Linked DNA regions of Homo sapiens: all the other regions are linked to region 2. The links are chromatin loops, found by intact Hi-C in ENCODE. Cell type or tissue: GM12878. All regions are shown on one strand. Each heading gives the region's core, and the rest is flanking DNA. Links, peaks and the distances in the headings are about the cores only.

Region 1 (10,270 bases), core at 1,609-9,608, 100 kb after region 2:
TAGTTCTCTTTATGAATTTATCCTTCAGATATTTGTACATGTATGAAATAATATGAATTGTCACTGAATCACAATTGTTTTTATTTAAAAATTTTTATTTTTAATTTTTGGGGTACATGGTAGGTTTATATGTTTATGGGGTAGATGAGATGTTTTAATACATGCATACAATGCATTATAATCACGTCATGGAGAATGGGGTGTCTGTCCCCTCAAGCATTCATCCTTTGTGTTACAAACAATCCAATTATACTGTTTTAGTTATTTTTAAATGTACAATTAAATTGTTATTGACTATCATCACCCTGTTGTGCTATCAAATAGCAGGACTTTTTCATGCTTCCTATTTTTTTTTGTACCCACTAACTGTCCCTACCTCCCCTCCCATCCCCCTACTACCCTTCCCAGCCTCTGGTAAGAAGCAAATTTTTAATAACGCAAAATTGGAAGTGTCAATCAGTAGTAATCTAGTTGAATAAATTCTGGTCCATAAATAGAAAAAGAAGACTTTGTAGCCATTAAAATAAAAAGAAAGAAAAAGAAGTAGCTCCATATAAGCTGAATGGAGCTTACAGAATGATGTCTAAAATATTTTTAAGTGAAAAAAGCAATATGCAGAATGAATCTTTTAAATTTATTTTAAAAACTGTAGAGGAACATATAGACTATTTTTTGTATATGTGTAGAACTCTTTGGAAGGGTGTACCACAGCACTGGTTTTTGTCTAAGAAGGGAAACCGAATGGTGGAAGAGGAGTAGATGTGAAAGGGGAACTTTTCACTGTGCACTTTTGTAACTCTTTAAGTTCGTATCATATGCATATATTTCCAATTCAAAAATAAGAAAAGAAGACATTTTCAGCGTATATAATATGCAAAAGTTACTACCCAGGATACAGGTAGAACCTTTACAAACTGGTAATAAAAATACAAATAATCTAACAGAAAAATAAGCAAAGGATGTGATGAAAGAAAATTGTTACGCCAATAAACCTGCAAAAGGTAGTTACACTTATTAATAGGCATGGAAATGAGAAATAAAACCAATACTTAGGCATCGTTGTTTAACCATCAAATTGGAAATGAATTTAGTGTCCAAGAACATCAAGCTTTGGCCAGCATGTGGGGGAAATAGTTCCATCATCTTATGTTGGCACGTAACAGTCACTAGGGAGTCTTTTGGCAGCACTTAAGCAAACTAGAAATATATCCTAGCCCCATGGATTCCACTACTGTGTATATTTTCTACATAAATACTTAGATGTTTATACAAAGAGACAAGTATAAGAATGTTTATTGCACCATTGTAGAAAATAGTAAGAAACTGGAAAGAGCCTAAACATTCATCAATAGTGGATTGGAAATGTGATATATACACAAGAAAGGGAAAGAACTAGATCTACATAGCTCAATATGGATAGATCACCAAACACCCTATGTTAAGAAGAAATAAAAAAAGCAAGTTGTAGTAACTATCAAGAATGATGCCACTTATGTAAATAATGAAACACTGCACATACAGAAAGCAATGCTATTTATTGTGGCATACCTGATTGTATACAATGTCTATATTTTAATGGATTGGAAGGACCCACATCTGCTCATGAAAGTGGCTTCTCTTGGGTATAGGAGAGTAGGCTGGTTAGAGGGGATTAGGTTTGGAATCTGAAACATATTATTTCTTAAAAAAAAAAACTGGAGGAAAATATGACCAGATGTTAACAGTTGTTAACTCTGGGAAGTATGAATGTGAGAGTTTAACTTTTCTGTATCTTTTAAATTTTTCAAGAAAAGGAGGAGGGAGTGGGAGAAAATTTTTTTCAGAGGAAAAGAATAAGATAGATTTCTCTTTGAACCATGGAGGACAAAAGCAGTATGCACCCCCCTTATGACAGGAAGAAATCCTGAGGTCAGGCTTTGCTTCCTCTGGAGGAAACTTTTGCTGATGACAGCCTGTTTCCCTCCTGTCTCCTTTCCCCGGCCTTCCTCATGGAAAGCAAAAGCACTCTTAGGAAGGCAGCATTTTCTTTTTTTCTTTTCTGGATTTTACAACTTTATTTTTTTAATTTTTATTTTTTAATTTTTATTTTAGGTTTGGGGGTACATGTGCAGGTTTGTTTTATAGGGAAACTAGTGTCATAGGCGTTTGTTGTACAGATTATTTCATCACCCAGATATTAAGCCCAGTACCCAATAGTTATTTTTTCTGCTCCTCTCCCTCCTCCCACTCTCCACCCTCAAGTAGACCCCAGTGTCTACTGTTTCCTTCTTTGTGTTCATAAGTTCTCATCATTTAGCTCTCACTTATAAGTGAGAAGATGTAGTATTTGGTTTTCTGTTCCTGCATTAGTTTGCTAAGGATGATAGCCTCTAGGTCCATCCATGTTCCCACAAAAGACATGATCTTGTTCTTTTTTATGGCTGCGCAGTATTCCATGGTATGTATGTACCACATTTTCTTTATCCAATCTGTCATTTATGGGCATTTAAGTTGATTCCCTGTCTTTGCCGGGTAGCCATTTTCACTACTAGGGAGATTAGGACCCTATCTGCCCATATGGGATTGCATTTGAGAACAAAGCATTTCCATGACCATGATTTGTATGTTTTAAATTCTATAGTCTCTGTATATATGTTATTACTCCTGGAAAACTTTCTGTGTGATGGGGAATAAATAATAAAAGTGCATTAAGATGTAGAACTTAAATTCCAAAGATTAACTGCATTTTAAAAGAGAAGTTCTGAGGGAGTGAGCAGTCCTCCCACGTTTTTCCAAAAGAAAACACTGATCAAGATTTTTCAGAAAAAATATGTTCAGAAATTCTTCAGAAAAGAAAATTTTTGGACAATGTGGTAACTTGATCAGTAAACATGTTTGGTAGTAAAAGGCCTACTTCCATGGGCCCCTTCTACTGTATCTGTGAAAAAGGCTGCTTTTGAGCAGTAAGTAAATGTCACCCCCAACTCGGGCAATGCGTGGTAGGTGGGCCATGGGAACAACTTGGGTGTTAGGGTAGAATGGCCACTGTCTGGACCTGTCACTAACACTGCACTTGAACACAGGTGTGGACAACAAGAGCACAGAGCAGGCCAGTGGGCACCAAATAGTACCTCTTTTACATTTTGCTACAATATCAGCAGCTTATGGCACTGGCTTAAGGCTGCTGCCAAACTCCGCTGTCATTCCCTCGCTGACAGTGATAGAATGGTACATCCGTTCAGTATTCAGAAATGAGACAGGCTTGTTTTGACACCACTGTTTCTGCAAAAGGGAAAGGAACCAGATTGGAGAGTGTAGTCATCAATTGGCAGAATCAGTTAAGAATAACAACAGCACAGTGTGCGTCATTTGGGAGAGGTAAGTGTGGCATGAGGTGCTGGAATTCATTGGAAAATGCTAGCCCAGCTCTTCCTCCCTTAGTTTGGACAACGTCTGGTCTCATTTCCATGGCTTCTGCACACCCAGTTGAAGGGAAGCTCGTCCCTGCCTCCCAATCACTTAACCTCTTATGATGCCTGATAGTAAAATATAGTATGTTAGCAACTATAGGGATTCCTACATGGAGAGATAAGTCTTTGATTCTTATTTAAGCTTTGATTTATTGTCTTCAGTTGTTTTGGGTAGAGGGATGGCTGATTTTTAACAAGAAGATAAACTTAAAGATGGAAATTCTTGTAAGCCATAAATATCACTAACTTGCCTGTTCCAGGGAAGTTCAAATAAAGACACTGGGACTTAGCAGCAGCTGAAATGTTTTCCTTTTTTCCCCATTGGCCCAAAAAAAGATATGCCTTGCCATTGGTGGTTTGGCGCCAGGGCCTGATCTGTGCCTGGATACACAGGCCATTCAGAGTTCCTATTGCATAGAAAGGAGACAGAGGATGACAAATTGGTCTACACCAGTTGACCTCCAAAGTGAAGGGATAATTTTACCCAGCAACCTCTGGAGTTTTCTTTATCTGTTTTATTTAGTGAAAACACTGTTCTTCTCCAGTACTCCCTATTTCTCCTAGCAAGCTCCAAGGATTAATTCTGGGTCACTAGCTAAATTCACCACCTCTGCTCTGCTCCCAAATTGCTTCTTTTTCCTTAGCCTTATGCAAATCCTGGAAGATATCAATTCTGAGGGCTGGGGTGTATCTTGATCACCTTTGGAATCTACCACTGCATGGAGCACAGCACTTACCACCTAGTAGGTAAGCAACAAATGCTTGCTTGTCAATTGATTTATTCAGTAGACTCAGTGCTATGTGTACATTAAACACCTGGGGAGCTTTAAACAATAAACGAGCAAACCAACAAATGCTGCATCAGCCTAGACCAACACAATCCTGATCTCTGGATGTGGGATCCCCGCACTGGTAAGTTTGTAAAGCACCACAGGTGATACTAGTGCATGGGGAAGATTGAGAACTACTGGATTCATTAACCTGTTGCTTTACTTGGCTACAGTTCTGTTTGTTTCCAAGTTTGGAAGAAACATAATTGAATCATTTTGAGGAATTCCAATCCCTGACAAGATGCCAGTGCTATTTTACAGCAAGAGTAGACGAGGAAGGCTATACTACGTGGTCCTGGGCAAGTTATTTAAATTCTCTGTGCCTCAGTTTTCTGAACCGTAAGATGGGAAGAATAATAGTAACTACCTCTGGAGGCTGTTGTAAAAGTTAAATGATCTGATCTATGTAAAGCACTTAGAACAGTACCTGGTATATAAGTGTGTGATAAATAAAATCCAATATGAAGAAGAGGATGATCTATTTGTTGTCATTATTGTTGTTCTCTGCTTCAGTTAATGACTCCAGCTTCCTCCCAGACTAAGCTCCCAGGAGACTTTTGACCCCAGCCTCTCCTTTGTCCCTTCCATTTTATTGCTGGTCAAGTCCTGCTCCTCTGACCCTGCACTATCTGGAATCTGCCCCTTCCTTTTCATGCCCCTGTCCCTAATTGTAATCCTCACTCTCATTATCTCTCTTCTGGGTTATGGCTGCCGCACTGGTCTCCTTGCCAACCGTCTGTTTTGCCTGTCAACCACCCCTAGATGGCTCCCAAATTGCCCTAAAGTCAAGCTCTAAGCTTGCAGCTGCCAAGCTCAAAGCTCAACTTATATCCTTATTGCTGTGAAAATTCAAACCCAAATTGTGTGATTTGGACAGTTTAGTTACTTTCTCTAAGCCTTGGTTTCTTCATCTTCTTTTTTTGTTTCCTTTTTTGAGATGGAGTCTCGCTCTGACACCCAGGCTGGAGTGCAGTGGCGCTATCTCGGCTCACTGCAACCTCCACCTCCCAGGTTCAAGCGATTCTCTTTCCTCAGTCTCCTGAGTAGCTGAGATCACAGGTGCACATCAACATGCCCGGCTAAATTGTGTATTTTTCGTAGAGACAGGGTTTCTCCATGTTGGCCAAGCTGGTTTCAAACTCCTGGCCTCAAGTGATCCGCCTGCCTCAGCCTCCCAAAGTGCTGGGATTACAGGCATGAGCCACAGCGCCCTGCCAGTTTCTTGATCTTTAAATGGGGATCATCTAATAACACTTTCTCTTTAATAGGGTTATGGGAATAGAATAAAGGAATTCTTGTAAATAAAGCATCTAGAAATCTTCATGGCACACCATAGGGGATCAATACAAGTTGTTGTTGTTATTATTTGAAATTTGACTGCCAGCAACTCCTCTCCAGCCATCCTGGACACTGGCCACATGGAAGTCCTTGCTGTTTCCAGACCCCCTGTGCCTTTCTGGATTTGGGTCTCTGCTCACATTGTCTTTACTCTTGGGATGCCTGCCACTCCTCTCCAGGTGTCTGAATCTTAACAGTCTTAAAGGGCCAAACCTCAAAAGCCAATTTCTTCTAGAAGACTTCCCTGGAAGTCAATTACTCCTTTGACTTCCCACAAATTCACTTCTTTTAAGGCAGGGGCTCTCCAACTTTAGCATTCATCAGATTCACCTGGAGGGCTTGTTAAACCAATGACTCCTTAGCGGATCCTGGAGATCCTAATTCAGTAAGTCCAGGGCAGGACCCCAAAATTTGCATTACTAATGAGTTCCCAGGTGATACTGATCTGCTGGTCCATACTTAAGGAGCTCCGTTTTAGGGCTACTCACTGAACACCTTCCAACTTCTATGGCTGCTTGAATACAAATCTCTTCTCTGAGAAGACTGTAAGTTCTTCCCTAGAAGGGCCAAAATCTACTTTCCCTTATGTCTGGTGGAAGGAGGTGGGCCTTGGGCTGGGCCTTGAAGGCTGGGTGGGATTTGAATCCACTAACAGCAGGCAAGAGCCTGCACATGAGGAGCCCAGGAATGGGAACAGGAACAGAGAGCTGCACGGTTGTGCGAGGGTGACTGGTTAGGATATTAAGGTGCAATGGGAAATGGGGCTAGACAGCTGTGTGCCACATATCCAATATGATATGGGGGTTTTGAGAAGGGGGGTGTGGAACCTTGAAAAGCAGGCAGAGGAGTGCACATTTGATCCCCTAACCTGCAAAGCACAAGGGCTGAACTGCAAGGTCTCATCATGATCGTTCCTTCCATAAGCTGCTGTGGAGTTTGGGCTCTCTTTGCATTTTCAGCAAGGCACACTTCCTAATGTGCAGGACATGTTTCTGTTCTACCTCCAAAAGTCTGTCATTCTTTGAATTACTCTTGCCTATGAAAACGTGGACAGAGGTGAGGCTCAGGCCCCACCAACTGCTCCTGTGCGCCCGAGCCAAACCAGAGCCTTGAGGTAGTTGTGATTGGTGCTTCCTCCCCACAAATTTTGGGCTCTTCCTTCCCTGAAAATCACTTTTCCTGGTTTGGAAGTTGCTTGACCAAGAAGCTAGAAATATCATTGCTTCTAGAAAATGGATTCTCCCCCCATTTTCAGAACATGCTTGGTTTAAGGGGATAATCACAAGATGGAAAGAAGGAAGTGGCCACCTGGAAGCAATAGATCTGGGTTCAATATGAAGCCGGTGGTTTTATTCTGTGGGTTTTCGGCTATGCCTGCCTCCCAGGTGCAGATGAGGTTAAATAATTAATGTATGTGAATGCACTTTGTAAGCTCTAAAGTGCTGCAGGAATATAATTAATTATGTTTATAATTACAGGTAATATAATTATAATTATAATTACTTTGTGGGTGGAAGCAGAATATATATATCTCATGCCTGTTCTATAGTAGGATACCCTTGGTGGATATCCTTGGTTAGATCATCAGTTTGTGTATTTGAGCTTGACTCACTTTCTCTGACTTTATTTTCAACATTGAGACATATAAGACTTTGGCCCAAGGACTTCTGTTTTGTTTTTTTGTTTTTTGTTTTTTTTTTTGTTTTGTTTTGTTTTGGAAAATAGGATAAAAGTGCATAGAGCAAGGCTGGGAAATTCAACACTCCAATAGTAATATTATCTGCCACTTATCTATCATGTAGGTAAAGTTAAGGCAATTTATTAAACTTGCCTATATACAGCAATAATACTTGCAGAGATCCTATAAACACAAAAATATGATATACACATACAGTTTCTATAAGTGATTTATATCTACATGTTACTCAGAGTTCTTTCTAGAAATTCACTAGACCCTACTACATTCTAAAATGATCATGTAATTGCTAAATCAGAAATTTGTTCTATATTTCAGGCAATGCTCATTAATACTAAGCTAAAAATTTAATATGTTATACCATTTTGCTTGTTTAGCAAAACTAATAAGCTTAATAGAAGTGCTGGGTAGTTGTTTATTTCCTTCAACATACTTAGTCTTAAAAAGTGATTGTATTTGGGCCCATGTTCTGGAGCAAGAGTTGAGGTGTATTTGTATCTGAGGGAAACATTTCTGCCTGGAGTCTCCCTCCTTGAGACTGCCAGATTCTGCCCGAGAAGCTAAACGTTGCATTTCTTCAGAGTCTCTGACCTTCTGCCATTGTTCTTATGCACTGTTAATTGTTGTTAATTTCTAACACATCATTAATTATTTGCCATTAAAGATGTGGGAGACGGAAATGCCCTTCACTCATGGGTGGTCACAGGAATTAACCATTAATAATTACAAAATGTGTTACTTTAAATGTGAAAAGTGAATTTGAGCCATTTGCATGAAAGTTGCTGTGTTTCTGTGGCTGAGCTGTGACACACTGGCAGCGTGGGTGGGGATACCATGAGTGATCCCGTCATGGCTGGGGAAGAAGCCATCTCCTCTTGCTTCCTTAATGACTGTCACATTTGGCCTCTGGAGCATGATGTACTTTTCAGAGAAATTTTCTCTTTACAATTTTCTCCTCCTTTGCACAAGAAGCCTGAAGTGGAACAGTTTTCTCTGATGTCACAGCCCCAAATCAGTCACACAATTAGTACTTACCGTGGAGTTCCTGACTCCCACTCCCATTCGGCCCATCAGACCATGCCGAGAGATAAGCGCTGGCAGGTGGAGATGTCCACTCCCACCTCAGGCTTGCAAAGTGATGAAGCCAAAGCCGTTTCGCTGACATTGGGATCTCAGTCTTGAAAAAATAAGTGCCTGGATTGCCATTTAGTATTGAGATTTTAATGTAGTGCCTATCTTTAAAACAAAGGCAGAAAATTCTTCCTACAAGTTTATCAGAGTGCTGAGAATTAAACATTATATTGGCAAAGAAGCATCAGATACGGTCTCTAGGTTTCACCAGTCAGAAGGAACTGTTAGAGTATAGACAAGAGATTTGGGGAAAGTGTATGAAATATTTTGTGAGTGTAGATTTCAACCGTGAAATCGAGACAGCTTAGATTCCATAGCTAAAAGTTAGATTCGTTACAAGGAGACTAGTTTGAACTTAAGGAGTCGATGGTCGTTCTTTCTAGCTGAACCCCTTGTTTTGCTAGTAAGAAAATGGAGATCCGGAGATGATCAAAAGACTTCTTAAGCTGTGAATGTGGGAAATAAGAGAACTGTGTCACTTAAGTGGCTTTTATGGTTTCATATTATGATTCTGTTCTTCATCTGAACTGTGACCTCAAGAACAAGGGCAACCTTTTTTTTCTTCCCCTTTCCCCTCCTCTTTTTGTTCTTCTGTGCTAGACTAATAGAGAGATCAGAGGGGATGATGTTCTGCTTCCTGGAATAGACTGAACTATACCAGGTAGCTTGGGGCATCTAATGACATCATGGATGAAAGGCCAGGTTGGAAGTCGAAACAACAGCCTGCTTTCAAGAAATCACTTAGCCTTCAGGTCCCCCATTCCTTCTCATCTGTAAAATGAGGCACTTAAAGTTTAACTCTTGAGGCTTTAACTCTCAAGACAGTTGGATTCTAAGATCTAAATTCTTCTGTACTGTCTTCTATTATTTTAACCATTTTTTTTTTGCTACACAATAGTCTACAGTCAACATATTTCACATTTTATTTATTCCCTCTTCTATTAATGGATATTTAGGTTGTTGGGAAGCTTTCTTCCACTAAAAGTAATGCTGGAATAAACATTTTTGTACAAAGCTTTTTATGTATATGTGTAAAAATTTTTCCAATGTTTCAATTTTACCAAATGATGCCAAATCAACCTCCAGAGCCAATTTACTAAACTTTGCTTCCTTTATCTCTATGCCCATAAACTACTATGGGGGGTTTGCCACCTTCCCACATCTAAAACTGGTGGACAGGACCCAGGTTCTTATTTTTGGGGACCTAAGCCCACCAACATCTCTGTTCCCATTGCTTCCTTCCAAATATCCCCTTCCATCAATCCTGGGAATCTTTTCTTTGGTAAGAGGTAGAAGGGTAAAGCCTACCTTAAATTCACGTTATTTTTTCCCAAATCTTTTGCCTCTACCTTAAGTCTTTATATCCCTGAGGGGCTCGGCTTTGGAAATATGCAAGTCAGGGAAAGAATTCTTCTCTTTAATACTGTCTTATTCCTTCCTTGAGTTAAATAGCAGAGACATGTCCAGCTTCTTGCATGGGGAAGGAGGAAGGTCAAAAGGGAAAAAAGAAATGAGAAAAAAAAATCAGGTAATATTTAAACATTTTTATTCTTCAACATAATGATTTTTTCAAATTGATTTTATTTAAAATAGTAAAACTGTATGAAATATGAGCTGCCTGGGCAGTCTAGCTCTTGAGGCCATTGTTACTATAACACTCATGATTTCTGCCTTGGATTATGGGTATTTCATTATTTGTGTGTTTTATATTTCCTATAGAAAGGCAATGATCTAGAATTTAGACTAGCTAGATAAACCCCCCAGGCAGGGAGAGGATAAGAATGAATTCTATAAACATTTTGAAAGGAAAGAGTTCGAATGAAGGG
Region 2 (10,270 bases), core at 940-8,939:
AATATCCACTTAATTGCCTAAACTAGAAACTGGAGTATGACCCTTGATTCTTCCCTCTCCATTACCCATTACCTTTCATATCCAATCAACTACCAAATCCTATCCAGTCTTCTCGAATCTGATTACTTCTCTTTATCTCCACTGCCAAGACTTTAGTCAAAGTCACCATCATCTCTCAATTGAATGCCTGAGAATTCTCTCTAACTTATGCCTCTGTCTCCAGTCTAGCCCCTATCCAATATATAGCCAATTCTTGTTATTCATGTAGTTATGTTCTATAAAGTATCTGCAAACACTGAATTAGCTAATACTGAATTATGAAAAAAAATGTGGTTGGGTTTGTGCAAGCCTCTGGTCAACATTTTCAACTGATCAATATATATGCTTATTTAATGTGTGCTTCCTTAAAGATGTCTTATTTAATATATATTGTTGATTCATGAACACTGCACTCATGGCCAACGGCACCATAACTCATGCCTGAAAGAAACTTATCTGACACATGAACTTTCTTTATAAGGCACATCACAGCCTTGTTGCTCTTGTGAACATTAGACAGCACTTTAGCACTGTGTTTAGGGGTCATTTAAAGAGTGAAATCACCAATACAAAGCACAAAAATGTGAAGAAATGTGATACTAAACAGACCACAAAAAGAACACTTTACAGTATGAGACTGGAGACACAAAGGCAGACTGTTACCTTGTTCAATTTCAACTGAAAAGGTGCTTTCTGGGCAACTTAAACTTTTTGTCAAAAGATCTTGAAAGTGCCATGAGTGTTGATTTGGGGGTAACAAGTAAATGTTAGTGAGTAGGAAACTTTGCAAATATGGAATCTGCAAATAATGAGGAGTGACTGTAGTATTAACTTGTACCCTAAACTATTGCACTTAAACCCAAACCTCATGTCACTCTTCTGGGTGAAACCTTTAAATGACTGCACATCACCATTAGGGTTAAGTCCAAACCCCTAAATATGCCCCGCTCCTGTCTTTTCATTCTCATCTCTTATAGATCCCTCCTTCATGCTTTCTCATCAAACTGAAGTTTTCTCAATTTTTTATTCAATTCAGTATCAATCCTCTCCAACCTTTGAGCCCTTATAGAGCTTTTTCTTCTTCCTTCCTCCTTTCTCAGCTTCCTGTTTTGTATTTTCACGTTTTAATTTGTTACTTCTTCCTAAAGCTATCTCCATACTTCATAGACAAGATCTCCTGCCTCATGCTCTTGCCACATGTTTGTCTGACGACGTAACATTTATCACAGTTTTTGGGGGTAGCTGTCTGACTTTCTTACAAGATTACACATTGAGCAGGAACCAAGTCTACCCTTTTTATTGTTTGTGCTATACTGTACAGTAAGCACTGTACCTAGAACATAATAGGCACAGTGTGTGTTGAATGAAGGCAGGAATGAGTATTCATTTTGGTGTCTGTTTCATCAAAATAGTTATAAGCACTTTGAAAACAAAGAGAGGATATTTTCCTCTTTGTATCCAAATTGCCTGGCACAATGCCTACCCATAGTACATGCTTGATACATATCTATTGCATGAAAACAACACTTTAAACATGTCAAATAGTGTACAACCTGATTATAGGCAAAATAGTGCTTGATAGTAATTGAGCATTGAGTTTCTTATGAAAATTCTTTGCAAAATAAAAAGATTCTCAAAATAGAGTGAAACTACTTCCATAAAACAGATTGGAAATATTCCCACTACCCCATACTATGAGCAGAAAAGTGCCAGACATTCCCCAGGCCCCTGGGCAAGTGCTTACACACCTCTAGGGCAACCCTGCCCTTCTTCAAAGCACAACCATTGAGTTAGAATAGTGAAGCAGTTAGCAGATGAAAACCATGCTTTATTAAAAAGAAAAAAAGGAAAAAAAAAAGAGGATGTGAAAGGTAAAGCAGGCTGGCCAGTTCATTATAATTGCTTACTATTTCCCTATTGCATCTTAAAAACGTTAAATTTCAAGGGGCAGCTTTTTAATTTGGTGTAATTTTCTGAGGCAGCACTGAACATAAAGATTGCTCAGAGGACCCAGTTTCCCGCCAACTCTGGCTGATACTGAGGAGCCATGTGCAAGTGTCTGAGTTCAAATTTAACTTAAATCATTGAAAAACAAAAACAAAAACAAAACAAAAACAAAAAAACCAGGCGGCGTTGAGCTTCACCATGAGCAAAAGCTGTTCTGCTTTCCCAGTGGGGGATCACTGCACAGCAAGTGGGAAGAAATCAGAATACCTGCCGTGGGGATTTGAGAGGGAAATTGATTGCACACATTTAAATAGATGGGGTGAAGATTTTTCCCTGACAGTAAAACCCATGAATCCTAAGATGAAGAATTTAAGAACAAATGCTTTCAGGTGGACACTGAGAAGAACTGTGAACTTTCTTTTAACCTCCTCAATCAGGTTATCTTGGGTGCAAGCCAGGAAGTTTCCCAAACTATTGGGATAACTGTAAGTTCAGGGCAAAAGGTGATGCTGAATCCCTGCTGTGTGGATTGGTAACTCTGCCGTTTGCAGCAGAGACTGCCTCTTCCAGAGGGAACTCATCTGGAAGGCTGTGGAATCTTGGCTCTGGCCCCACTCATTTATTGGTCAGCTGGAGAAGGTGATGGAAAATGTGCCTTGGGAAAACACAGATGGGTATGTGAACCGACGACGTTGTGCTTAACCCTTCCTGGCCTAATAAGCGAGTGGTTCTCACAACGTGGTCCTAGAAGCAGCATCAGCACCACCCAGGCACGTGTGAGAACTGCACATTCTCAGGCCCAGGCTGATCCCAGATGAATTGAATCAGGAACTCCTGGAGGTGGGGCCCAGCAATGTGTGTTTTAAGAAGCCCTCTAGGTGATTCTGGGCACACCAAAATTGGACAACTTCTCACCTAAAACCCTGAGAGAACATGAGGAAGATTGTTCACCCAAAAGAATACAACTGTAACTTGGAATCAATCTGGCACTCATGTTAATAAAGATGGGAAAAGACAGATGGTCACTTTTTTGGAAGAGATTTGGCAACATCGGCATCATCATAAATATCAGGTAGTATTTGAAAAGGTCAGTATACTAGTAACCTGTTGCTCTAAAATTGGCACATAGTGAACAGCCACAGCATCTCAGTGACATGTAACAGTAGACGGGTTTTCTTCTGTATCTGCAAGGACGGGTTTTCTTCTATATCTTATCGCCTAAGCTCCCTCTTGAGTCTCAGTGCTGGTTCACCTAGTTTGGGCTTATGTGGAGTGACTGCTTTGTTCCACACGTCTGTCCTCCTTTCCCTGTGACCACCGGTAACACAGGCGTGTCCTCTTCATGGTAATGGCAGAAATAGGAGAGAACAAGCAGAAAGCGGGACCTCAAGGCCTGGGCCTGGAGCTGGAACATCTGTCCGATCCATCTCATTCTATTGGCCCAAGCAAGTCATGTGTCCAAGCCCAGATGGAAAACAGATTTGCCTCTGTAGTGAAAGCAACTGCAAAGTCATAGGGCAAAGGGCGTGGCTATAGGTAGGGGTACAGGATGGGGGCCTGTTATGCAATCAACCATAGTGAACAAGTTTCTCTTTGCATTATTAACAGTATATGCACAACAAAACCCAAATGTGAATTTGACTTAACAGGAAAAAAAATGTATCCTTCATTCTTGTCCCTAAAATAATACTAATTTTAGTTGGATCAACTGTGTGATTCTCAATGAAGATATGTTAAGTCAGATTAATCATGTAAATAATTAGCAGAAGAATAAAAGAAAAAGTCATTGTTTTTAAAAACTCTGAATAAATTGATATATTTAAGCCACTTTGTTTCTCAATAGTATATCAAATCCAATTCTTAAAAACAAACCTGTGGGGGCTGGGTGTGGTGGCTCACACCTGGAATCCCAGCACTTTGGCAGGTGGATCACTTGAGGTCAGGAGTTCGAGACCAGCCTGGCCAACATGGCAAAACCCTGTCTCTACTAAAAATACAAAAATTAGCCAGGCATGGTAGTGCACGTCTGTAGTCCCAGTTACTCAGGAGGCTGAAGCAGGAGAATTGCTTGAACCCGGGAGGCAGAGGTTGCAGTGAGCCGAGATCACGTCACTATACTCCAACCTGGGCAACAGAGCGAGAATCTGTCTCCAAAAACCCAAAAGCAAACAAACCCATGGATCAGATCTTACCTACCATGGATTTTCATTGGTAAATAAACTCTTGGTATTCTGTATCTGCAAGGAGTCATCTGATATGCATGTCTGTTTGTTAAACTAGATTTTACTACAGCTTTTTGGGGTTGGTTTAAAGACTGTATTAGCACTGCATTCCTAATTAACTGCTGACACAAATACTAAGGGGGCAAGAGTGTTGCCCACAGCTTGCCTGCAGTTACCAGGTGTAATTATGCACATAGTAGAGATTCAAATCAAGAATAAATCAGTTTCTGGAAACATGCTGTAAGCACTCAGTGTATCGCCCTGCCATTTCCCCCGTTAGCGTTTTTGAGGCATGCACCCAATAGAAGAAATAGCAGGTAGCTACTGTTTAGCTGAATTTAACCTCTGAAGATAAGCATTTCTCCATGTTGTTGGCCAAACATAGAATTTTCTTTTTGCTTTTCACATGTAATGGGAATACAATGATTTCTTCTCATTGCCAAATCTTAGCTGAAGGAAACCTCAGATAATTTTGAAAACTCTCTTATTTTACCAGTTAACAGACATGGCCTAAAACAGTGATATAACTGTTTAAAGTCATCCAATTGGTTAGGGAGGGCTAACCAGAGAAGCTAGGTTTTTCTCACCACACTACACTTTTCATTTGGGAAACGGGGAGTGTTCATGGTTTGATGAATCAAGTACAGTGTAGGGAGCAGACTGTTATGGTCTGTAGACATAAGTGGGATTCAATTTTCTTGTTTGTTGAATGAGAATTATGCTTGTTATGTTATTAGAATGTTTGGGTCAGGAGCAAGTTCTTTTCAAAATAAATAATTTTATTTTGGAGAAATAAAGCAATCTGGGGAAAATTGCCACTGGCCAGTCCTTTTAAATCAATTCACAGGGTCAGTAGACTCTAGTACCGAGGTTGGATATGCTAAGGATAGAGCGAGAGAAAGAGCTCAGTGACTTTTTCAACAACTAGAGTTACTTGCTTAATTATACTTTTTTTTTTTTTAAAAAAGACCTTCGAGGTACAGTATGAGCAGGGAGTAGGGTGAGGACTTCCCTCAGCACCCATCACCAAGTACTCTCAGGGCACCAGCAGGCCCCCATGAAATAGGTGCTGCCAGAAGCCCATGCCTAAAATTTGCTTGGGATTCATCTCTTCCCTTTCTTTTTTATGATGCTGAACCAGAGGATAAAAAGATAAAGAATTGCACAGCCTGGCACGTGAATGCTTCCCCACTGCGTGCTGCTGTTGTGGGGAGGAAGTAGCAGCCGCCAACCGCTGTTTTATTAATAATGAGGCATTCACATAAATTCCATGCAAAATTGATTTTTGACTGTTATATAAGAATCAAATACTAGGCTTTAAAAAGTAATTGAGAAATCTATTTGTAATTTACTTTGCCTATAAGAACCCGCTGTCCTGCCATAAACAATTTTACAGTATTTTCCCCCCTGTTAAACAGCTATTTTTTACACATCTGTTTGGCCCTTTTGCACGACATGCAGTCAGGAGGTGTAACGAATACAGGTTTGAAACAACATGTGGCCACCATTTCTTTCAGTTTCATCTTCAAGGGGATCTCTTGAAAGTTGTGATATCATTTTCATCACAGTACAAGTGAAGTATGTTAATGGCTAGTTATCTGACACTGGGTGTTGACTGATGAGTCATAAATATGCCTTCTGGTGGTAGGAAAGCATGATGACAAAGCTAAGTAATGAAAAAAAAAAGAAAAAAAAACCCAAACCAACGAACCAAAACAGTCTGTTTCTCACTTGTCTTTAAATGCCTTAAGGGCTATGGTCAAATGGAAAGTTCTGTTACAAAGAGTTTCTCTGGGAACCTATTCAATATTCAGCAGTCCTGTACATATTCAACTGTACCAAAAGTATTTAAAGTGTAATTGATTTATTTCTAATTTTTCTTAAGATGGAAATTAGATGGACAAGAAAAGTTTTAAAAGACATAGGTAATGTTACATATTTTGGCTTAACTTCTATTTTCTAAGGATTATTTCTCAGAAGAGAACATGCTTCTGTTCTTATTCTAGGACTTTTTTTTTTTCCAAAAGAAATCCCTTAAAAAGAAAAACAAATCCCTAGTATATTTAAAAAATCCATTCCCCACCATGATCAAATTAGAACATTTCCATCACCCTAGAAGTTCCCTTGTGCTCCTACAGTCAATATATTCCCCCAGCTCTTGGCCCCAGCCAACCAACTACTGATCTGCTTTTTGTTGCTATGGTTTTGCCTTTCCTAGAATTTCATACAGACAGAATCATAGTATGTAGCCCTTTGTGTTTACCTTTTTTCACTTAGCATAATATTTTTGAGATTCACCTATGTTGTCGAGAGTACTAATATTTTGTTGCTTTTATAGTAATACTCCATTGGATATACCACAATTTGTTTATCCATTCACTGGTTAATAGATACTTGGGTTGCTTTCAGTTTTGACGATTATGAATAATGCTGCTATAAACATTGATGTAAAAGTTTTGCGTGGACACATTTTTATCTCTCTTGGGTAAATATCTAGGATAAAGATTGCTGGGTCACATGGCTTGTATATGTTTAACTATATAAGAAATAGTACCATTTTATACTGTCACACAGTCAATGTATGAGAGTTCAAGTTGTCCTACCTCTTCACCCATCCTTGATATTCTCAAGTGCGTAGTAAGTAGCTCATTATGGTTCTAATTGACATTTCCCTCATAATTTGTGATGTAGATCATCTTTTCATGTGCTTATTGGAATTTGTATAACTTCTTTTGTAAAGAGTCTCTTCAAATCTTTTCCCCATTTTATTGGGCTCTTGCCTTCTTAAGTTGTAAATATCTTTTATATATTCTGGATACAAGCCTTTTTGTCAGATATGTTTTTCATATCTATTATTTCAGTCCGGCTTGCCTTTTTTAACACTTTTTTCTGAAGAGCAAAAGCTTTTACTTTTGAAAATGTTTATAAATATTTTTCCTTATGAGTTGTACTTTTGGTGTCCTGTTTAAAAATGCCTTTCCTAACTGTTGTTACAAATATTTTCTCTTATATTTTCTTCCAGAAATGTAATAGTGTTAGCTCTTACTGTTTAGGCCTATGATGTATTTTGTGTTAGCTTTTAAAATATGTTGTAAGGTTGTTTTTTTCCCCTCTAGATATTTAGTTGTTGCAGCACTATTTTGCTGATTTTCCAATTTAGTTATGTTCACATCTTTGTCAAAAATCAACCATATAACTTTGGATTTATTTCTGGACTCTCTATTCTGTTCCATGAATCTATAGGTCTATCCTTGCCTCAGTGCCGCACTGTCTTGACGATCGTAGCTTTCTTGTAAGTCTTAGAATCAAGTAGGATAATAAATCCTTTATTATTCTTTTTCTAATTATTTTGGCTATTCTAGGTCCTTTCCATTTCCATATACATTTTAGCATCTGCTTTTCAATTTCTTCAAAGAAACCTGCTAGGATTTTGATTGAGATTGCATTGAATTTACAAATCAATTTAGGAAGAATTTATTTAAAAAATTAAATATATTTTAAATGACTACTAAAATTATAAACACGTGTGCTTGCTTCAGCAGCACATATACTAAAATTGGAATAATACAGAGAAGATTAGCATGTCCCCTGTGCAAGAATGACATGGAATTCGTGAAGCATTCCGTATTTTTAAAAGCTCAATATTACTGATTGTTAGATAAATGCAAATCAAAGCCACAATTAAATACCATCTCATGCCAATCAGAATGGCTATGATTAAAAAGTCAAAGAATAACAGATGCTGGTGAGGTTGTGGAGAAAAGGGAACACTTATACACTGTTGGTGGGAGTATAAATTAGTTCAACCATTGTGGAAAAAGCAATGTGGCAATTCCTGAAAGAGCTAAAAGGAGAACTACCTTTTGACCTAGCAATCCCATTACTGAGTTTATACCCAGAGGAATGTAAATCATTCTACCATAAAGACACATGCATGTGAATGTTCATTGCAGCACTATTCAGAATAGCAAAGACATGGAATCAAACTAAATGCCCATCAGTGACAGATTGGATGAAGAATGTGGCACATATATACCATAGAATACTATGCAGCCATAAAAAAGAATGAGATCATGTCTTTTGTGGGAACATGGATGGAACTGGAGGCCGTTATCCTTAGCAAATTAATGCAAGAACAGAAAACGAAATACTGCATTTTCTTACTTATAAGTGGTAGCTAAGTGATTGAGAACTCATGGGCACAAAGAGGGGAACAAGAGACACTGAGGCCTACTTGAGGGTGGAGGCTGGGAGGAGGTGAGGAGCAGAAAAAAAAAAACTGTGTATTAGGCTTAATACCTGGGTGATAAAATAATCTGTACAACAAACTCCCATGACATGAGTTTACCTATGTAAAAAACCTGCACATGTACCCCAACTTAAAAGTTAAAAAATACAACATGCACACTAAAACGTGACACATACCAATTTTTAACACACTGTGGATAATTAACATGTCAACTTGTGCAAGCAGGTAAACTAGGTTTTTAGTGCAAACAGAATAAAGCTTTTTTTTTGTCATCTGTTTTATCAAGGTGTGGCTGGACATCACAAACTGCTTTTAGAAAACTATTACTGTTTGCATCTGTTAATATATGTGAATTATGATAGTCTCAATTCTATGCAATCTAAACAAAATACAGCAATCAGTTGGAAGCAGGAGTTAATACGTCTGTTGCAACTGTGTTTATCAAGACTGCTTCATGGCCCGGCATGGTGGCTCACGCCTGTAATCCCAGCGCTTTGGGAGGCTGAGGTGGGCGGATCACGAAGTCAGGAGATCGAGACCATCCTGGCTAACACGGTGAAACCCCGTCTCTATTAAAAATACAAAAAATTAGCTGGGTGTGGTGGTGGGTGCCTGTAGTCCCAGCTACTCGGGAGGCTGAGGCAGGAGAATGGCGCGAACCCCGGAGTCGGAGCTTGCAGTGAGCCGAGATCGCGCCACTGTACTCCAGCCTGGGCGACAGAGCGAGACTGTCTCAAAAAAAAAAAAAAAAAAAAAAAAGACTGCTTCATTATTCATTGACTTTATAGTAAGTATATGTAGAAATTTGAATGCTCACAAATTTATACTAATAAAAACTTCTTCAAGATGTTTTATGTATTTCAACTGCATATCTATTATTGCAATCTGGCTTGCCTTTCTAAACAGGATTTTTTTTCTGAACAGCAAAAGCTTTTAATTTTGAAAAAGTTTATATATATATATTTTAGAATTTCAAGGTTTTATGTAAAATTCTAACAAGTTAGAGGTATTGCAATTTAGCAGAAAGAAAATAGGTTTGGAACAGCAGAGACCTGAGTTTAAATGGCAGCTCTATCTACAAGTAGCTTGGGCAAATTATCTGTTTCTGGGCCCAGTTTGCCTATCTGTAAAATGGGGAGAATAATGCCTGCTTCACAGGGGGGATGCAATGAAGTATTACATGCAAACACTTGGTATGTGCATAGCTGATGTATATGAAGGAATGGTGTTAGAAAAGTGGGTTTGGAGTCTGGCAAAAATTTTGAAGGACCTGATGAATGTTGAAATAGATTGAAATGTGAGGAAGGAAGTTTGCTTCTTTTACATATGGCTTACCTGTGGTGGTGTGCCTTCTCTGTCCACAGGTCCTTAATAGCAACTTAACATACATTTGTAGACGCTCAGGGTGAAGACCACTATGTCACCAAGCAATGTTCTGGTGGAAACTTCTGAAATTGAATGGACAATGCCAACTCTAAATGACTTTCCATAGGCAGTTTGAAAGCCCTCATTTCTTGGAAGCTTTCAGTAAGTGAGGGGCTTGTAGTGCAGAGTATTCTTTTCCAAGTAGTCCAGGAGGCATTGGCTTTGGCTGCACTTGGACATTGTTTTGCTTACTCCTCTGACTGTTGCTTTACTTCTGAGTCTCTCCTCTTTATTCCCATTTGGCACAGGCAGGTCAGTAAAGTCAGTCTTGTGAACACTGTAAGTGCCTGCTGGTCATCAATGCTTGCCTTTCAGCGGCTCACTCTCCACAGCCCCAGTGCCCTTGGAATGGGTGCTTAGTGAGACAATGAAATGAACAGGCATTGGG
Region 3 (10,270 bases), core at 1,075-9,074, 65 kb before region 2:
GATTGTTAAAATAGTTCTTAATCCCATCACGGCTACTTGGCAATTTTACCCATGTTGGTTACATCCACTCCAAGCAAGTGGGGAAAGCAAATAGTGGTTGGCAGAATAATGGTCCCTTAAGATGTATACCCCCTGATACGGTGTGGATGTTTGTACCCTCCAAATCTCATGTTGAAATGTGATTCCCAGTGTTGGAGGTGGGGCCTGGTGGAAGGTGATTGCATCATGGGGCGGATCCCTCATGAATAGTTTAGCACCACCCTCTTGGTGATGAGTGAGTTCTTGCTCAGTTAGTTCATGCAAGATCTGGTTGTTGAAAAGTCGGGACCTCCCTCACATCCTTCTTGCTCCCACTCTCACCATGTGATGTGCTTGCTCTGGTTTTGCCCCCCACCATAATTACAAACTTCCTGAAGCCCTCCCCAGAAGCTGAGTACATATTGGTGCCATGCTTATAACCCCTGGGACAATTCTTTGAGGGTGAGGTACTCTGTGATGTTAGCATCTAAACGTAAGGAAAGAATACCATCGTCTCCTTATGTATTCATAGCAACACAGTGCAAGCCAGCATAATGCATTTGTCTTCATGAATTCACTATGGTGACTTGGGGAAATGTGGCTGCTAAGTACTTGCTTCTAGTATGGATCAAGGCAGTTATTTTGTGAAAACTATCAGAAGACCAAAAAAATTGAAAGACAAAACATGAGAGAAAGATGAACTAACCTAAAGTAATCAAATATCCGTGAATAACAGACACCTCAGGATGGTTGTCCTGAGTTTCTGCTGCAAAGTGCTTGTCTGCAATACAGCCTGCAGAACTGTGAGCTGATTAAACCCCTTTTGTTTATAAATTACCCAGCCTCAGGTATTCCTTTATAGCAATGCAAGAGCAGCCTAATATACCCCCTACTATCCAGAACCTATGAATATATTACCTGACGTGGCAAAAGGGGCTTTGCTGATATCATAAAGGCTAAGGATCTTGTGATGGGTGAGATTATCCTGGATTATCCAAGTGGGCCTAATCACATGAGTCCCCCAAAATGGAGAACCATTCCTTGCTACGGAGAACCTGGGAGATGGCTTTGTGAAGACTCAGTCCACCATTGCTGGCATTGAAGATGGAAAAACAGGGCTGTGAGCCAAGGAATGTTAGTAGCCCCTAGAAGTTGGAAAAGGCAAGAAAACAGATTCTCCCCCTGAGCCTCCAGGAAGGAATACAGTTGTTGACAACTTAATCTTAGCCCAATAAGATTTGTGTTGGAGGTTTGAACTACAAAGCTGTAAGATAATACATATGTATTGTGTAAGCCACTAAATGTTGGTAATTTGTCATGGCAGCAATAGAAAATTAATACACCAGTACTATCCAGTTATCTATGATAATGAGAGGGTAGAATAAAAAATAATTCCAAATATGTCTAAATACTATATTTCCTAAGCATATTCCTTATTTTAAGCATAAATAATAATATTATTAATAGACAGTTTTTCTTGATGATGTCACTGAATAAATAATAAACCCAATATTTAAAGAATATATGTTTGAAGGTGCCAAATTATTGGCATACACTGGGTCTTAGCTTGGAAACATGGAGAAGTTTACCCAACATTGGTTCAACAAATTCAACTGATATGAGCACTTCATCCCAGAGGGCTTTCATTAGTAATTATTTGGTAGTCTCTGCTAACAAACTAGTGAGCCAGGTATGGCTATGAGTAGAAATATGAATCAGGATGACAAGCTCAAAGTTTCTAGGTATTCCTAGGAAGTGAGGTTGATGCCACAGCAGGTGACATTCTTAGAGATGAATGACCCTGGGTTTGGTCTGCAAAGATGAGTGGGAGGGGCCAGAGGGAGAAAGAGCCAAGGCAGAGGGACCCAGAGTGCAGAAAGATGAATGTGAGGAATCCCAGGCAGTCCCAGAGAGTTCCGACACTCACTTGACCAGGCTGGGAGTCTCCCCAAACCCCCATGGTTGAGGCTTGGGAAGAGGCATCTTGGCAGTAGGTCTTATTCTCTGCCTACTGCATCTTGCCTTGGCCTATCCCAGGCTCTCTTCTTCCCACGCTGGTCCATTCAGCATTTGGAAACATTGGGGAAAAAGCTATTATTTATATAATACCAGCAAATGTTTTCTTTTGTTTTATAAAGGGAAGGAATATTTAATTAGTCCTTCTGTGGGCCTCATTACTAACAGTAAGTTACCTCAGTAGAGTGTAGAACTGTGGATAGAGTAAACTGAACAATATTCCTAAATATTGCATAAACTGATCATTTCTGACGAACCAACTTGGGCTTAGGAGGGTGGGAAGGTACGTCCACACCTGGGATGGAGGAGAAAATGAATGAGGACGGAGACTCAAGGGAAGGTAACCCTGGAGGGGAGTTGATGAGGACCTTTCTTAACTTTGACATTTTCTTCAGGGGAAGTCATGGCCTGGAGGTTCCTTTCCCAAGTCTGTGAATCTCAGACTTTGAGCTGTGGAGAAATTGCTAAACGTCGTAACTCATTCATTATCATATTCTTAGCTGGATCTGCATAGTAACTCATAAAGCTGTCTCCTAGCAGCTTACACGTAAGACACATAACTCACAGGATAGCTTCATGTACTTCATGGTTTCTGTGGAGTCTTAATGGAGTCTGCTTGATTCTTGAGCAAATCTGACTTTAACAACAAACCCAAGTCAGTCAATATCATTATCATCATCACACCACCATCAGCAGCAGCAATAATAACAAATACCTAACATTCCTAAAATAAAGGGCAGTTTACAAATACCTTTATATGTGTTAGCCCTTGTGCTGTTCTCACTCTGCTTCCTAGCTAGGTGGAATGTTATCAGGACACCTGGTCACCACCTGGTGTGAGTCAACCAAAACTGTGATGTTGAACTAACTATAAACTTAAATGAGATCTTTTTCTGAGGTTCCCTTTCTTGAACTTGCCTTGCACATTATGGATAGAAGGGGAAGTCTGTAGTTTAGCATAAAAACAGCAAGAATGGAAATACAGAAGAGAAGAAAAGAATTTTACATGTGTATGTTGAGCCCCTGAGTTTCTCTAGAGACAAGAGTGATTCAGAGTCAAAAAAGGACACACATACTTCACCAAGATCTAAAATAATCCCTGGGACAGTTCTTGGAGGGTGAGGTACTCTGTAATGTTTAGCATTTAAATGTAAGGAAAGAACACCATTGTCTCCTTACGTATTGATAGCAACGCAGTGCCAGCCAGCATAATGCGTCTGTCTTCATGAATTCACCGTAGTGACTTGGGGAAATGTGGCTGCTAGGTACTCTAGGCTCTAGTATGCATCAAGGCAATTATGTCCTGAAAACTGTCATAAGACTACACAAATTGAAAGACAAAACATAATAAGAAAGATGAACTAACCTGAAGTAACTAAATATCTGTGAATAACAGAAGCCTCAGGATGGTTGTCCTGAGTTTCTGCTGCAAAGTACTTGTCTGCAATATTTTAAAGACTTAATAGAATTTTATTTTAAAGCCATGACATTAGCACAGTTAAGCCAATCAATGTTTTTAAATAGCCTTTTAAAGGTGCCTTTTTAATTGTGCTCTGTGGGAGGGAAAGGCACATGAAGACTGAAAAACATCTAAAAATGGCTTAGTCAGATCTTTCAAAAATATTTGCAAAAGCACATTTTTGCCTTGGTTCGATTGCTGTAGAAGTGGGGTTAACGTATAAGATCTAAAGGGCTTATTCCCTGTGAAAAAACAAAGATTTAACCCTTGTGTAGGTTCATTCAGTTCAGCATCATAGCAAAATATTTGACATCTGCACTGGTTTCCTTTTGGGGCTCCAAGGAGTTGTGGTTTCTGTTAGAGATGGAATGACTATGCAGAAACTTCCCTTCCCTCCTTGGGGCCCAGGAGACACAGAGAACACTCATGTTGTTCCTTCTAGCAGTCCTTTAACAGTCTGAATGTTTGCCAGTGACCACTTTGGATTTATAGTTAGAATGTGTCCAAACATCTGGATAAATAGCAAAAAGTGCTATTAACTTTTTAACTTGCTTGCTGGCACAATGCCCATGTTATTTGCACAATTAGAGCGCATCTCCCTTTCTTCATAACTTACTTTTGTATGATGCTTTATTGTTTAAAAAATGCTTTCATATATATTTTCCTGTTGGGAGCCCCACAATAGTCATGTATGACAAGAAAGTTATTATTAGTTTCTGTTTTATAGATGTAGAAACTGAAGCTTGGAAATATGGAGAGGTTTACCTAAGGTCGGTTCAACCAATTCAACCAATATTTCATGAGTACTGTAGAATGCTTTATATATCCAAGGGGGCTTTCAAAAATCATTATTTTATAGTCCCTGCTAACAAAGTGGTGAGACACATATTTACCAAATCTTCTCACTTCCTTTCCAGTACTATGTCCATGAAATTATGGGTCTTTCGCATGACCTGTGGAATTATATGAAGAATTTACTTCTTTAAAAATTTTCAACCCAAGTATTTGTTGGTTTGGAGTTGCAGCATAAAGAGAGCAGAATGTACAGATAATTAGAGGGGGAATGAATTAACCAACAGAGAAGAGTATTTGGTCTTGCTTTTTGCTTTAATTATTTTTGATTATTTTCTTAAAGAGGAGTCATTTGGGGAGTTTTTTTTGTTTTGTTTTTTGTTTTTTGTTTTTTACCAAGCATTTCATTGCAGTGTTTAATCACAGTACTGTGTACTGCTGTATTGATCTGATATGCTCAGTTCTGGCCAGGGGCCATCAGTGTACACATGCAATGGAACAAACTGACCAAGGTAGAAAGACAGATTGGAGATGAGGGCAAGTGCCTGGAAACTGGGCTGCCATGGGCATCTGTGGCCAGGCTGGGATCACACTAGCAGATTTCAATGCCTTTTTACATGGCCTTATACTAGGCTGGTCCTATTAGCACATGACATGCTTAATGGTTTGTTGTTTTTCTTAATTTCCTGGAGAGAAGATCCTTTTGAAAACTCCAAATTTTTCTAAGTTTAGCTAAGAGGTTCCTCTTAGCTAATGTTCCCCCCCACCCCCCCCCCTTACTTCTCAGTTAGTTTTGATTAAGGGTCCTTAAGGAGAAGTTCAGAGGAACCAGAAAATGGGAGTGGCTGTCAGGCATGACATGTCAGGCTTGGTATAGTATTGAAACCAAGGAAAGAGTCTGTGCTAGGGCAGAAGAGTGGGGTGCAGTCTCCCAGAGCTGAAATAGCACCTTAACTCTGCTGCGTGATCCTTAGACATTTAATCTTTCTGGGACTCCGTTTCCTTAAAGTAAAATTGAGGTAATGTGCATATTTTAATTGGCTATTAATGAAATAACATTATGTGAAGGGTTAAGCAGAGTCCATGACATACAGCAGGTACTCAATAATAAGAGCAGCTACTACTACTATTACTGTCACTGTCACTACCACTAGTGTAATTGGGGTCAAGAGAGCAAGAAACCAGATTAGCTCTGCTCCTCTCCCTTTTCCACCCTCTTGCATCCTGTTATTATGAGTAGAAAGGGAAAGCCCTTGAGGCAAAAAATCACAGTTAGAACCCATGCCTCAAGTATTTTAGCTGAAGATGTAGGAACTGATTCCCAGGAACTACAAGGACTTTACTAATGGTATTTTCAGATTGTTCTACTCTGCAGTCTACATTGGGCACTAGAATTTTAGACTCCAGATACGTTCTCAGTTGTAATTCAACTGTTCAGTTGCTGTGGTGAAATACCTTAGTTTTCTGAACTTCCTTTTGTCTTGTGCTAAATGAAAATGAAATATGTCTAAATCAAATCAAATTGGTAGAAACGTTTGAATGGTACAGGCCAAAGCATCCATGCATGATTCTCATGTGTTACCTCTGTTCCCTTGTCCCCACTGTCAACACAGGTTGCATATTCCTTTTCATTTGTTCTTTTTGTAATAAATGTTTTGGTATACTAAAGACACAACAGGGAAGTTCATGCTTTTATTTATTCATTTATTTAAAGAACTTTTCTGGGCACCTAGTACATCAGGCATTGACCTATTTAGGGAAGTGCTTGGGTTCTCCCAGGCATTGTAATGGGTAGCAAATGAATCACGGGTTCATATATGATCTGGCAGCATATGAACTTAGTCAGTGGAAACAGTGAGTCAGGAAGCCAAAAGGCAAAGTCCATCTCTGCACAAGGAGAGAGACTGAGCTGGGAATGATGCATTGTGGTCTGGGAACCTCATTATTAGCAAGTTGGAGACATACTGGAGAGTGTTCAGAGAAAAGTAACAGGGATGATAAACGGGCGGAAAGACTGATTTATGAAGACTTACACAACAAAATATGTATTCTTGGATCAACAAAGACTTCAGAAGAAATGTGATCACTATCAACTACTCTCTGAAGGTTGTGAATACCCCAGAGAAATACACGATGTTTAGCTTGATATTTGAAATGGTGACAAGGAATTACAGGATGGCAAATTTAACCTGTGGATCAGAGAAATATGAGGCTCACAAATTTATCTTATGCCTTATTGACAGAAAGTGGCATCAAAGGGCAGCATCCTTAATCTATTTTACCTTCAATCTATATTTCTGCAATTGTCATTATATTTAATCATTTGTTTTCTGTTTGTGCTCAGGGATTTTATGTATGTTTCCTATTTACATATACCTTCCTTGAAGATGTCAAAAATAAAATATTTGATTTTTTTTACTTTCTACTTCAAAGGCTCAAAGATAAAAGCAGTTAAAAACAGTTTTTTTTAAAACTGAGGTTTGCGTACTTAACCTTCGTTGAAGGTCATTGCCATAATGAAGGATTTTATTTCTATGGAAAGCCAAATGGGTGGAGTGACTATAAAACTGTTCTTTAGAGCCTTATCTAATCACAATTTATACACACACACACACACACACACACACTCACACATGCTATAGTAGAAAACTTTCAAGGGTATAAAATCAATTTAGGGGCAGAATCCAATCCCTTGCAATTTTATGTATTCTGGATTCCTACAAAAGGGGCCATTTTAGCTATGGGGTGGAAGCGTACAACTTCAAGGAACTAACCTGATTGGGGCCGGGCCTAGGATTCAGGCTACAGAAGCCCTCAGAAGATCTGGGTCCTGTGGACTGGTAAGGCTGCCATCAAATCTCTTGAAATATCTGTGGACTCCACAGTCCACATGGGTATCCAAGTGGTTTCTGGGCAGTGACTCCATGTCTGGATTGGAGCTGGGTTGGGTTACAGGGTGAAGGCACAACCCAGGCTAAGACTAAGAGCTCGGTTCATTTCCCAGCCACAGTGATTTGCTGCGGGGGGTCAAGGCAGGGGCCAGGAGGGCGGATTGTGATTGAAACTGGGATTTGCAGAATATTTTCTGGGAAAGCTGGGACTCAGACCTTCTCTTCTGCTTGTCAGTGCAGCACACAGATAGGAAGGCTGGGAATGCTGGGGTAAATCGTGCTGTCATGATGGGAGCCAGCCTGGGAATGAGGCCCGAGCATGGGCCAAGGCAGAGCCAGAGGAAAACCACAAGGAAATGGAGGCAGAGCCCCAATGACAAATGAGTATCCAGATCAAGCTCACGCAGATGAAGTTCTGCCTGTCTCCGCTGCTTTCAGTTATTGGAACTAATAAGTGTCCTTTTTGTATTTAGCAATTTGACCTGGGCTTTAGTCCCTTATAAAAAAGAATCTTAATGAACTTTTGAGTAAGTACCAAGTTGTGTGGCATAGATCACAATTTCTCTCTAAGTGTGGAGGAGAGAAGGTCCCTGTAAGCTAGGAGAGCAGTTATAATGAAAGCTGTGGCATGGGGGTGGGAGAAGGGAGAGGGCAGGAGGTGACTGAGAGTCTAGTGTCCGCCAGGTTCCAGGCACTGGGATGGGCCTCACAGTCTATCTTTATGGCAAACCTGCCTTTTGTGTCTCATTATCCTGTTTTGTAAATGAAGAAACTAGGGTGCAGACAAGTTAAGCAACCTGAACTAGTTGCACAGGCTGGTGAGTGAAATGTCCAGGATTTGAACCTGTGCTCTCCCCACGACTCCACCCTTCCTCAAGTCTACAGAACAGGCTAGGTTAAGAACATCCTGGTCTCAGTTCTAGTCGTTCAATCTTGAAGTCACTTACATTCCCCATGTCGTAGTTTCCTCCACTGTACAAAAGTGATGATCATGCCCACCTCTCAGGATCGTTATGGAGGCTAGTATGTGGGAGGCACTTTGCAAATTGGGAAGTGCTAGGTGAATGTGAGACATTATTTTTATTGGGGCAGGGCTTCAGGGAGGAAAGAACACTTAACCTAGAGATAGGAGATTAGAATAATTTTGTAGGGAGTTAGTGGGGAAAGGGTGAACTGTTCCGATCAACTTGGGCAGAGGCATGGAACACAGCTGAACATGAGTCTTTGGTGCAAAAGAAAATAAACTGCCTTTGTAGTTTCTGTTGGGAAGCTTTGGGGAATGTGGTCCAGGGTAGTGTTCCTTTTGTTGTTTGTTTGTTCATTTACCCATTTATTTCTTTAAGGACAAATATACTTCCATAACTTCATTTAATCTTCTTTCTCCTGCTAAGAATGAGTGTTCTACTGCATTACTTACTATGTGAAATTTTTCTAGCTTCTCTATACAAAATGGCTTTCTTTTCCTCCTTATCACCTTTATTACCATCTCGTATACTATTTTTATATTTTTCTTATTTAGCTTGTTTATCTTTTTCTTCCAAGAATATAAGCTCCACAAAGGCAGATTTTTTTTTATTATACTTTAAGTTCTAGGGTACATGTGCACAATGTGCAGGTTTGTTACGTAGGTATACATGTGCCATGCTGGTTTGCTGCACTCATCAACTTGTCATTTACATTAGGTATTTCTCCTAACGCTCTCCCTCCCCCAGCCCCCCACCCCTCAACAGGCCCCCATGTGTGATGTTCCCCTCCCTGTGTCCATGTGTTCTCATTGTTCAACTCCCACTTATGAGTGAGAACATGCGGTGTTTGGTTTTCTGTCCTTGTGATATTTTGCTGAGAATGATGGTTTCCAGCTTCATCTATATCCTCGCAAAGGACATGAACTCATCCTTTTTTATGGCTGCATAGTATTCCATAGTGTATATGTGGAGGGCAGATATTTTTTTCCTATCTTGTTTACAGTTGTATCACAGCACTTTGGACAGTGTCTGGCACATACACAGTAGATGCCCAATAAATATTTGTTGAATCAAAGAATGAACTCCTTATTTATGTCTATAATAACTGGGGTGGGCAGTATATGGGTATGGTTGATAAAAAATTTTAGCCTTGGACAATTATACCTCATAATATGCCTAGAGATTGTCAGTAAATGTTTTTCTCCTTGTCCCATTAGTCCATCTAACCTCATCTTAGAAGAAGGATGTGGAAATTACCTTCTCTTTCTGGTCTCTCTTCCAGTTTTCCTCTCTACAACTGCATTAGCCTATTTCTAACCCTCTGCTCTCCTTCCAGGTTGCTGACTTCGCCTGGAGGGACTCTATCAGGTTTGTTTAGGTTCTCTGTGTCACTTAAGGAGGGCTTGTGTCTTTCAGTTTCAGAGTATAAGATCTACAAGACAGAGTTTTTTCCTGCCAATGTTGATCTTCTCTCAGAGTCTAACTTTGATACACCAACATATGTTCAAAGCTTCTCTTTCTTAAGTCCTTCAAAAACAGCCCCCTTTATAGAAGAGGATGAAGAAAACCGGGAAAGAATGGGGAAAAAGAAAAAAAAAGAAAAAAAAATTATACATGTCATTCTGTCATACCTGTACCCCGATTCCCTAATTAAGAGAAGGGATAAAAATTGGACTCCTGATTTATCTTGAATTGGACTGAGAAAGCATATTATCAACAGACCTAATTTTGGATTCATTAATTTTATTTATCTCATCCCTACCTCCTTTTTGATTTAATGATGGCTTGTACTAAGTAACAATTAGAAATACACTGGAATATTTTTATTAGTGCAATGGCTAGAATATTGCTTCAAACGAATGTGAAATATCTGTTTATATCCTCTTCTAACATTTCTTTTTTAAAAAATTTTGTTTTTAATTGACATATAATGATTGCCCTTATTTATGGGGTACAGAGTGATATTTCAACACTAGTATACAATGTGTAATGATCAAATCAGGGCAATTAGCATATCCACCAGCTCAAACATTTAACATTTCTTTGTATTGGAAACATTCACAATTCCTCTCCTCTAGCTATTTGAAAATATAGAATAAGTTATTGTTAACTATTGTCACCCTATAGTA

Evidence for each region. A loop is a pair of places that touch in the nucleus more often than their neighbours do. Peaks named below come from ENCODE experiments on the same cell type or tissue, not always from the same donor. Only the 100,000 strongest peaks of a DNase experiment are listed, where the experiment ranks them.
Region 1: a loop joins it to region 2, with 2.6 times the contacts of the local background. A loop is called at or near these places in 2 of 110 quality-filtered maps.
Region 3: a loop joins it to region 2, with 7 times the contacts of the local background. A loop is called at or near these places in 2 of 110 quality-filtered maps.

Annotation. Positions count from the first base shown.
Region 1 is chr2:176,825,322-176,835,591 of GRCh38, reverse strand. LOC105373757 (a long non-coding RNA gene) reads left to right here. Exons shown (of 4, transcript NR_187998.1): 3 at 4,094-4,196; 4 at 4,453-4,750. Among named protein-coding and RNA genes, the nearest start is that of LINC01117, 190 kb to the right of the region's middle. In GM12878, for the core only: a CTCF peak has its summit at 5,024 (motif pointing right); a DNase peak (open chromatin) is centred at 8,091.
Region 2 is chr2:176,927,555-176,937,824 of GRCh38, reverse strand. It overlaps the pseudogene RNU6-187P. Among named protein-coding and RNA genes, the nearest start is that of MIR4444-1, 280 kb to the left of the region's middle. RefSeq lists enhancers at 1,976-2,075, 5,626-5,925. In GM12878, for the core only: no CTCF peak of the experiment used is centred there; DNase peaks (open chromatin) are centred at 2,000 and 5,714; H3K4me3 peaks cover 390 bases; H3K27ac peaks cover 3,235 bases.
Region 3 is chr2:176,993,152-177,003,421 of GRCh38, reverse strand. No RefSeq gene overlaps it. Among named protein-coding and RNA genes, the nearest start is that of MIR4444-1, 210 kb to the left of the region's middle. In GM12878, for the core only: no CTCF peak of the experiment used is centred there; DNase peaks (open chromatin) are centred at 3,831, 5,801 and 5,941; H3K4me3 peaks cover 555 bases; H3K27ac peaks cover 3,392 bases.